Regions from separate parts of the Homo sapiens genome. Here region 1 is linked to region 2. The links are chromatin contacts, found by Hi-C in ENCODE. All regions are on one chromosome and are shown on one strand. Each heading gives the region's core, a stretch centred on a gene start or an enhancer-like site at or near the end of the contact. The rest is flanking DNA. Distances are from core to core; before and after follow the strand shown.

Region 1 (4,169 bases), core at 1,600-4,099, 2.2 Mb after region 2:
CATTGCACTGTAGCCTTGGCAACGAGAGTGAAACTCTGTCAAAAAGACAAGACAGAGCGAGACTCCGTCTCAAAAAAAAAAAAAAAAAAAAAGACAAGAAAAGAAAAGGGAAGGGGAGGGGAGGGAGAAAGAAAGGGAGAAGAAAGAAAAAAAGAAAAGAAAAGAAAGAAAAAGAAAATATGTGTGGAAAAAACAGTTGAGTAAACCTTTTTAAAAAAACTGGTTCTAGTGGCTAGGCATGGTGGCTTGTACCTGCAATCCCAGAACTTTGGGAGGCCAAGGCGGGAGGATCGCTTGAGTCTGGGAGTTCCAAGACTAGCCTGGGTAGGCCAGGTGTGGTGGCTCAGGCCTGTAATCCCAGCATTTTGGGAGGCCGAGGCAGGTGGATCACCTGAGGTCGTCAGGAGTTCGAGACTAGCCTGGCCAACATGTAAAACCCCATCTCTACTAAAAATACAAAAATTAGCCAGATGTGGTGCCGCGCCTGTAGTTCCAGCTACTTCGGAGGCTGAAGCAGGAGAATTGCTTGAACCCAGGAGGCAGAGGTTGCAGTGAGCCGAGATCACACCACTGCACTCCAGCCTGGGCAACAGAATGAGACTCCGTCCCCACCCCTCAACAAAAGGACCAGCCTCGGCAAAATGGCTGAACCCCATCTCCATTTAATTAATTAATTAATTAATTAAAAACTGGTTCTTATTTTAAAAGGGATACACTAAACAACTGCATATGGAAAAAATGGTTAATGTTCAGCAAGTGCTGCAGCCATTGTAAAAATGGCTCAAGAGATAAAGCTAACTTTAAAGACTGAAGGTGGCAAAATTGGGTTTAAAAAAGCTTTATCAATTATATTAGTCCTATAACTCTGAATAGCATAAGATCTGAAGGAGTTGGTCAGTTAAATATTTCAATTATAATTATTTTGCATAATATTGCATTATGGAGAAATTTCATATCGTTTTATTCTTTTGTTGTTGTTTTAAGAGACAGGGTATCGCTCTGTCGCCCAAGCTGGAGTGCAATGGTACGATCACAGCTCACTGCAGCCTCAACCTCGAGGGCTCAAGCCATCCTCCTGTCTCAGCCTCCCAAGTAGCCAGGACTACAGGCATGCGCCCAGCTAATTTTTGTGTTTTGTAGAGATGGTCTTGCCATATTGCCCAGGCTGGTCTCAAACTCCTAGATTCAAGGGATCCACCCGGCCTCCCAAATTGCTGGGATTATGGGCCTGAGACACCACACCCAGCCTGTTTTATTCTTAAACACAGGAAAGTTAGTCTCAAGATGCACTTCTTAGGAATGTAAACAATCTACTGAATATAGTAAATATAAAGGAAGACAGCAATAAACACTTTTGTTCTCTTGCATTTATTAGCTTCTATTAGTTTCTATCATTCTTTCCCTTTCTCCTCAGGCACACAAGCCACTCCAGAATATTCACTTTTTGTTAATATTATGTTTTATGGCTCTCAGTAAGGACACTCAGAAGATGTCAGAGACACTTGCTTGATATATTAGGTAGCCAGAGTGATGTTCTTAAGTGGAAGAGACAATCAGGGACAAACCAAGGATTGGGACAAAGAGTAGCTGGAGGCAAAAGCCACCTTCCTACAGACAAGTGGCAATGGGTTCTAAAGTTTTTAGGATAAGGCAATATTCAAAAAGCTCATTACCTGGTCCACACCAGAAACACAGTAGGTGGGTCATTCTGGCCAACACCTTTGTCTCAAGATACTGACGTTTATTATTTGTCATATGGTCCAATGAAACCTAAACTCTCCTACAGCTATCCACACCGAACTTGTTTCACCTCATGAAATGCAAACTCCTTTCTTATACTGCTCGATCACTTCCCTACGTGCCCCAAAGGGATGTTCTAATATAAACAAAGGCATATCAAAGAAGCCACCCAAACAAGTGAGATAGAAACATTTATTGATAAATAGGAAGAAAATGGGCGTTTCTAAGGTACCACAGGAAAAATAAAATATTTTACTCTAGTCCCTTAGCTATAAGATATTTATTCTACTTATATTTACTAATGGCCACCGTATTTTTTAAGACATGGAAAATTGGAAGGTAAAGAAACCATCAACCATAAGATTACAGAGAAGGCAACTTGAAGAACAGTTTGTTTTAAACTGTTCTCCCAACATTCACATAGAGTCAATAACATCTAGCTCTTTCTCAAAACAGCCTATGGCCGGCCAGAATGCGACGGTGAAAACAAAACAGGGAGAACGTAATGAAAACGGGAAGGCGCTGGAAAAGATAAAAACTGAACAGTCCGAGTAGCCTGCACTTTGTATTTCTCCTTTGAGTCCTCACTGATTTTCCACTTATTTCGATTCAGTGGTTAATATTTCTCCGTATTAGAAATCCATCTGTGAACTCCCGCACCCACTTCTAACCACATCCACAAATTCCAGGAGAGCCAGTCAAGGCTACCAGAGTGTCCCAGTCGCCTGTGAGGAGGGGGGCGTCGGCGCCAAGTTGCGAACCCGGCACTGGGAGAAGTTCTCCCGGGACGGGAGAAGGGACGGGTTGGGGTGAAGGAAAGTGGAGGACGGGAGGCAAGCAAGACTACGGACTCCTCTCCAAAAGCTGAGCGCATCAGGGAGAGACAGGTATCCCGCCAGACCCGAGAAGTAGCCGGATGCCCGGGGCGGACAAACGGCCAGCCACGAAGCCCAGTTCCCTAAGGCTGTCTCGCCAACCCCCTTCCCCTTCGCCTTCCCTAAATTGCTGTCTCCTTATACCCTCCAGAGTCCAAGACTCACGCGTCCAAACACGAGCTCCAGCAGCCTCTCGGTCAAAGCCGCCCACCTCTGACAGCCATAGAGATGAAACAGCGGAGACAAACCTCCACCCCCTCCGCCCACTCTCACGTGACTCTCCTAGCCGCTGGGCCTGTCGGGATCGTGGAGACAGGCGTGTGGGAGGGGCACAGAGGAAAAGGAACGGGGAGGGGCGGGGAAATCAACGCGCCACGCCCCAGCCTCGGGCCCCGCCCTAGCCCCGTCACTCCCCCTTACTCCCCTCAGCGTTTAGGCGGGAAAGCTGGAGAGCTCCCAGAAGCTCTCGGGCATTTCTTCTGGTTTTTTTCCCCTCCACAAGGGTCATAGGAATCTGTTGAGAAATTTACTGTGGCTTGTAACACCTCCTCGGTACCCGTTTTCGTGTTGGCTATGTTGGCTAAGCAAAAAGGAGTTCGTGAAAAGAAAACTGGACCACAGTGAGTTGGAAATTGTTTCTTTCCAACTCCGTTTAGGTTTTCTCAGAGATTAAATGTTCCTGTTTCATAACCTTGAGACTTTTTTGGATTTAGAAACCCTCACCACTTCCTCTGGTGGATGATTTTGTCAGGTGTTTTATTTGCAGACTAATATTATTGCAGAGTTTATAATCTCTAGAAGCCACTTAAAAACATGTTTTCCCTTGAAGAATGTGTTTTTTGTTTGTTTGTTTGTTTGTTTGTTTTGAGATAGAGTTTCACTCTTGATGCCCAGGCTGGAGTGCAGTGGAGCGATCTCGGCTCTCTGCAATCTCTGCCTCCTGGGTTCAAGCGATTCTCCTGCCTCAGCCTCCCAAGTAGCTGGGATTACAGGCATGCGCCACCACGCCCTACTAATTTGTATTTTTGGTAGAGACGGGGTTTTTCCATGTTGGTCAGGCTGGTCTGGAACGCCCGACCTCAGGTGATCCGCCCACCTCGGCCTCCCAAAGTGCGAGGATTACAGGCGTGAGCCACTGCGCCCGGCTGAAGAAGGTGTTTTTATCAGAAAAATGGGATGGCAAAGGATCCTCACCCCTGCTGTGGAAATAGGATGGAAATATGACTATAATACCAGAGAATTTTTTTGGGGGGGGGGCAGCGGGGTGTTGGTTGGTTGTTTGTTCGTTTGTTTTGAGACGGAGTCTCGCACTGTCGCCCAGGTTGGAGTGCAGTGATGCTCACTGCAACATCCTCCTCCCAGGTTCAAGTGATTCTTCTGCCTCAGCCTCCCGAGTAGCTGAGATTACAGGCACGCCCCACCACGCCCGGCTAATTTTTGTATTTTTAGTACAGACGGGGTTTCGCCATGTTGGGCAGGCTAGTCTCAAACTCCTGACCTCGGGCGATCCTCCCGTCTCGGCTTCCCAAAGTGCTGGGATTAACAAGTGCGAGC
Region 2 (4,612 bases), core at 1,445-3,944:
AAGAGGCAATTATTTGCTAAGCACTTTATATGCTAACCAGATGAGGTAACATGGTTATTGCCACATTACAGATGAGGCTCAGAGAGCATAGGTAACTTGTCTGGGGTCACACAGCTTGTAAACGGCAGAGCTGGGACTCAAACCCAGTCTGTATGTTCCGAAACCTGTGCTCTGTTCACTTCCCCCAGGCTGCCTGGCAAAATAAATAAAAAGCACCTGTCCCCAAAACTTTCAAATTGTACTTTGGTTCCTTTATTTCATTTCATCCCATCTTTAGTCCTATCCTCTGTGTCTTTTTTTCTTTTTTTGAGATGGAGTCTTGCTCTGTTGCCCAGGCTGCAGTGCAGTGGCATGATCTCGGCTCACTGCAACCTCTGTCTCAAGGGTTCAAGCGATTCTCCAGCCTCAGTCTCCCAAGTAGCTGGGACTACAGGCATGCGCGACCGCGTCCGGCTAACTTTTTTTTTTTTTTTGTATTTTTGTAGAGATGGGGTTTCACCATGTTGGCTAGGCTGGTCTCGAACTCCTGACCTCAGGTGATCTGCCTACCTCGGCCTCCCAAAGTGCTGGGATTACAGGCGTGTGCCACTGCGCCCAGCTTAACTTTTTTGTGCCATCTTTACCCTTTGCTCTGGCCAGAAGGGACCCACCTCACTGTCCCCAGAACACCCCCAAAATTTGTAAATAAAGACAGTTCAAAGAGTGATGCACTTTATTTTTTAATTAATTAACTAACTTTTTTAGAGACAGGGTCTTTTTAGGCTGGAGTGCAGTGGCACAATCGTAGCTCACTATAGCCTTGAACTCCTGGGCTAAAGAGATCCTCCTGCCTTAGCCTCCTGAGTAGGTTGGGACTATAGGTGCACACCACCATGTCTGGATAATTTTTTATTTATTTTTATTTTTGTAGAAATGTGAGAGGAGGGTCTCGCTTTTTTATCCAGGCTGGTCTTGAACTCCTGGCTTCATGCCATCCTCTTACCTGAGCTTCCCAAATTGCTGAGATTATAGGTGTGAGTTACTGTGCCCCTACTGGACTGATGCACTTTATCAACCACACACTGTAAGCTCTACACAAATGTAAACTAGTATCTTCCCCTTTCCTTCCACTAGAAGTGTCTCTGTTGGCATGTCCAAAGTCTCAGAGTCTTTCAAGGTTAAACTCAGCCCTCTGCAACTCTGGCAGCTTCCAGATGGCAGGACAGGCAGGGGACTTTTTTTTCTGGATTCTTGGGGCACTCACCACAAAATCAGTACCATGTAATGCCCTGGCCTGCCCTGGGCTGTTGTAAGTTCTTTTGTCTATGTTCTTGCCAAGCACCTGTTTGACCCTCTGAGCAGTGAAGCAATAGCTGTTTTCCCCTCAACCTCTCTTACCCTTATTTCTCTCATTTGCAAAATGGGAATGATGGTAGCTATGTTGGCCTTACCCATGAGTGTCTTCCCAGTCCCACCTTGGGCATGTTGTGGGCAGAAGTAGTGCTGCCCTAGTGCAGCGGTTCTCAAAGTGTGATCTGGAGAGCCCCTCGGGGATCTGAGACAACCTTCTTTTCTAACTACATACCTGTGTGAGGCTGGGTTTTCTTCATATAGTTGAATCAACACATTACAACAGCTTGAACACAGAAACAGATATGAGAATACAGCTGTTTTCTATTAAGCCAGATATTAAAGCGTTTGCAAAAATATAAAATAATGCCACTGTTCTCACTATTTGTTTTAGATAATTAAAAAATATAATGTCAACATGTAATAGGTTATTATTTTATGAATTAATAAACATTTAAAACATTCTCAGTTTTAATTTGTTTTTTGTTGTTGTTGTTGTTGTTGTTTTTTAGAGACAGGGCCTCACTCTGTTGCCCAGGCCGGAATGCAGTGGCTATTCACAGGTACAATCCCACTAGTGATCAGCAGCGGCTCAGTTTTAATTTCTAATACAATAATTATCAATACATATAATCCACACAAACAAAAGCTCTTGGAAATCCTCAATAATTTTCAAGAATGTAGAGGTACTGAGACCCAAAGTTTGAGAACCCCTCGAGGAAAGAATAGAGTTCCAGATCTAGATTTTTCAGGTACCTCATGGTCTAAGCCCTCTCCTGTGCCTCATTTTAACTCTAATACAATAATACTCATTCTTGTTGCCATGAGTGGCTCTTGGTTTCTTCCTTTTCCTAATGTTTAGATCTTGCTTTATGTGTGTATATAGTGATGGTCTTTGGAAGGATACACAATTAACTGGTACAGCGGTTGAGGGGAGTTCGGAAACTGGGAGAAAGTGGCACCATAAACCTTTCTGCTCTGTTTGATTTTTAAAATACAGTACATCGTGCATGTAGTGCCTGAATTAATAATGAACAATTAAAAGTAAAATTACATTTTTAATGCATAGGAATGCATGAGAAACTCAAGTCTGCTCAAGTAAAGTGGTGTTAACCGACAATGACAAACAATAAGAAGAAAGTTTTCCTTGTCCGCCTTCACCAGGCTCACAAACACTTAGCTCGCGCTCCCTCTGGCTCTTCTCCCGCTCGCTGGGGTTAAGCCACTCTCTTCCTCAGCCCTGCCCCTCGTCCCCGCCCCCTTCAACAACTTCAGCCACGCCCCTCACTGCCTCGCCCCGCCCCGCGGCGACGTCACCTCCGGCCGACCAGCTTCCCCAACTCCCTCTGGCTCCCGCCTTCGCCCGCTTCCGGTCGTCGTCGTCGCCGCTGCTGCCGCTGCTGTTGCTCCTGAGGCTGCTGGCTGAGGCCGGAGGATCGAGCGGCGGCGGCGGCGGCGGCTGAGAGGGCGGCGGCGGGAGCGGAGCGGGACGAGGGAACGGGAGGAAGCGAGCGAGGAGCGCGCAGAGCGCGCTTTTCCGTCCGCCTGAGGAGCCGAAGCAGCCCCGGCCCCGCCGCCGCCGCCTGCCCGCCGGACAAAGCCGAGAGCCCGCGCCCACAGCCATGTCCTCGTCAGCCGGCAGCGGCCACCAGCCCAGCCAGAGCCGCGCCATCCCCACCCGCACCGTGGCCATCAGCGACGCCGCGCAGCTACCTCATGACTATTGCACCACGCCCGGGGGGACGCTCTTCTCCACCACACCGGGAGGTGAGCGCCGGCCAGCCGTCCGCCGCGCCCGGTGTCCCGCCGCGGTCCTCTAACTCCTCGGCGCCTCGGTGCCCGGCCGCTTCGCCCCCGCCCCCAGCTCCACCGAAGCCCCGGGGACGCTGCCCTTGGGCCCGCCCGAGCGTTCGGGACCCTTTACTTCGTGTTCGCTCTTGCCCGCAGCTCGAGTCGGCGCGCGCCCCACTCGGGAATGTGGCTGTCCTGTCGCGAAAAAGAGCTCTTGTTTCCGCTTCGTGGCAGGCTTACGCATTCGACCCAGTTCTCTCTCTCCTCTCTGCCTCCTTCCCGGGCGGATTTGGCTCCACTTGGCCTTGCATTACAGTCTGCATTGCCTGTCGTAGATTGTGCAAATTAATGCTTGATTTTGGAGCTGGCTCCGGGGCTTTTTAAAAAAGAACTTTGGGAGAGGAATTCGGCCCTGGCATCCTGCGATGGCTTGTTTTTGCTGCTTTTAGAACACCGGGAGGAGGCTGGAATGCGGAGTCTGGAAGCCTCGCCCAGCGTTATCCCGCTTTGACAGCATTGTTTACTTTGCTGGACGAGGCCCCACGGGTGAGGGGAGTCCCCAGGCCGGGAGGAGAGCGTGATAAAATAAAGCTCAAGTAATAGCCAAGGGAAAGTAGGTGGGGGTGGTAGGGTGCTGACAGCCTTAAGGTAGGGTGTCTTTCGGCAGCGACGCCTTTGGAAATGGATTGAAGGACCTTTGTCAAGGACACCCCAGTTGGGTGGGGTGGTTGCTTGATCCTGTGGAAGGGGCTAGAGAGAGGCAATCCAGAGAGAGGGTGGTTCCCTGGCATTGCTTTTCAAAGCATGACCAGGAACTGTTTACAAATAAGTAATACTGGGGTAGAGGTGAAGCTTGGTCACGGGAAGAGAGCTCAAAGGTTGTCTGTGCCCTAACTGGGCTGTCCTCCAGAGGGAGGAGCCTGGAAAGCGATTTTGAGGAGCCTTATTGAAGGGAACGGGGCCTCCTTTTTAACTTCAGAACTTTGTCTTCTTTTGGTGCTGGGGTGGCCTCTTGCTAGAGGGTGGGGACTTCGCAGCTCCTGCGGTCTAGAGGATTGCTAGCCTTGTTCCTGTGGGCAGGGCTCAGGAGCTGTACTACAACCAATCCGATGCAGTTAGGCCTGGACCATCCTTAAATCAGTTGCACAATAGCAAGGCCTGTGGAGTAAGGAGACCTTCTTGCCAACACCAAGGGATAAAATCTAGGAGGGAGCTTTACAGAGAAATTCAGCCAGGCCGCTCTGGGGGCTGGGCGGGCTGCCTTGAAAGGCTTTTTAAATGACCCAGGCAGAAGTTCAGTAATATATATGGAGAGCTGGGTTTAAGGAAATGTTAACTTTGCAGAATAGTGGAGTTCTTAGGTGGCTTAACTCATGGAAGAAATCTCCCCCCGATATGATCAGTTCAAGACCAACTCGTGTTTGAGCATGGTACAGGGTCTCACTCTGTCGCCCAGGCTGGAGTACAGTGGCACGACCTCGGCTCACTGCAC

Evidence for each region. Hi-C counts contacts between places; a loop is a spot of excess contacts on that map. Pooled maps may share reads with other maps.
Region 1: a map of CD8-positive, alpha-beta T cell shows a loop between it and region 2 (30-fold over the local background). The contact joins the promoter of MICU1 here to the promoter of EIF4EBP2 in region 2. A Hi-C loop is called at or near these places in 2 of 168 maps with a recorded cell type or tissue (CD8-positive, alpha-beta T cell and naive thymus-derived CD4-positive, alpha-beta T cell) and 6 of 50 pooled maps.

Annotation. Positions count from the first base shown.
Region 1 is chr10:72,623,230-72,627,398 of GRCh38, forward strand. It overlaps MICU1 (mitochondrial calcium uptake 1), which reads right to left and starts at 2,850. Exons shown (of 12, transcript NM_001195518.2): 1 at 2,781-2,850. RefSeq lists enhancers at 2,617-3,154, 2,705-2,854.
Region 2 is chr10:70,401,451-70,406,062 of GRCh38, forward strand. It overlaps EIF4EBP2 (eukaryotic translation initiation factor 4E binding protein 2), which reads left to right and starts at 2,695. Exons shown (of 3, transcript NM_004096.5): 1 at 2,695-3,096. The coding sequence starts at 2,952. RefSeq lists silencers at 2,567-2,756, 2,787-2,996.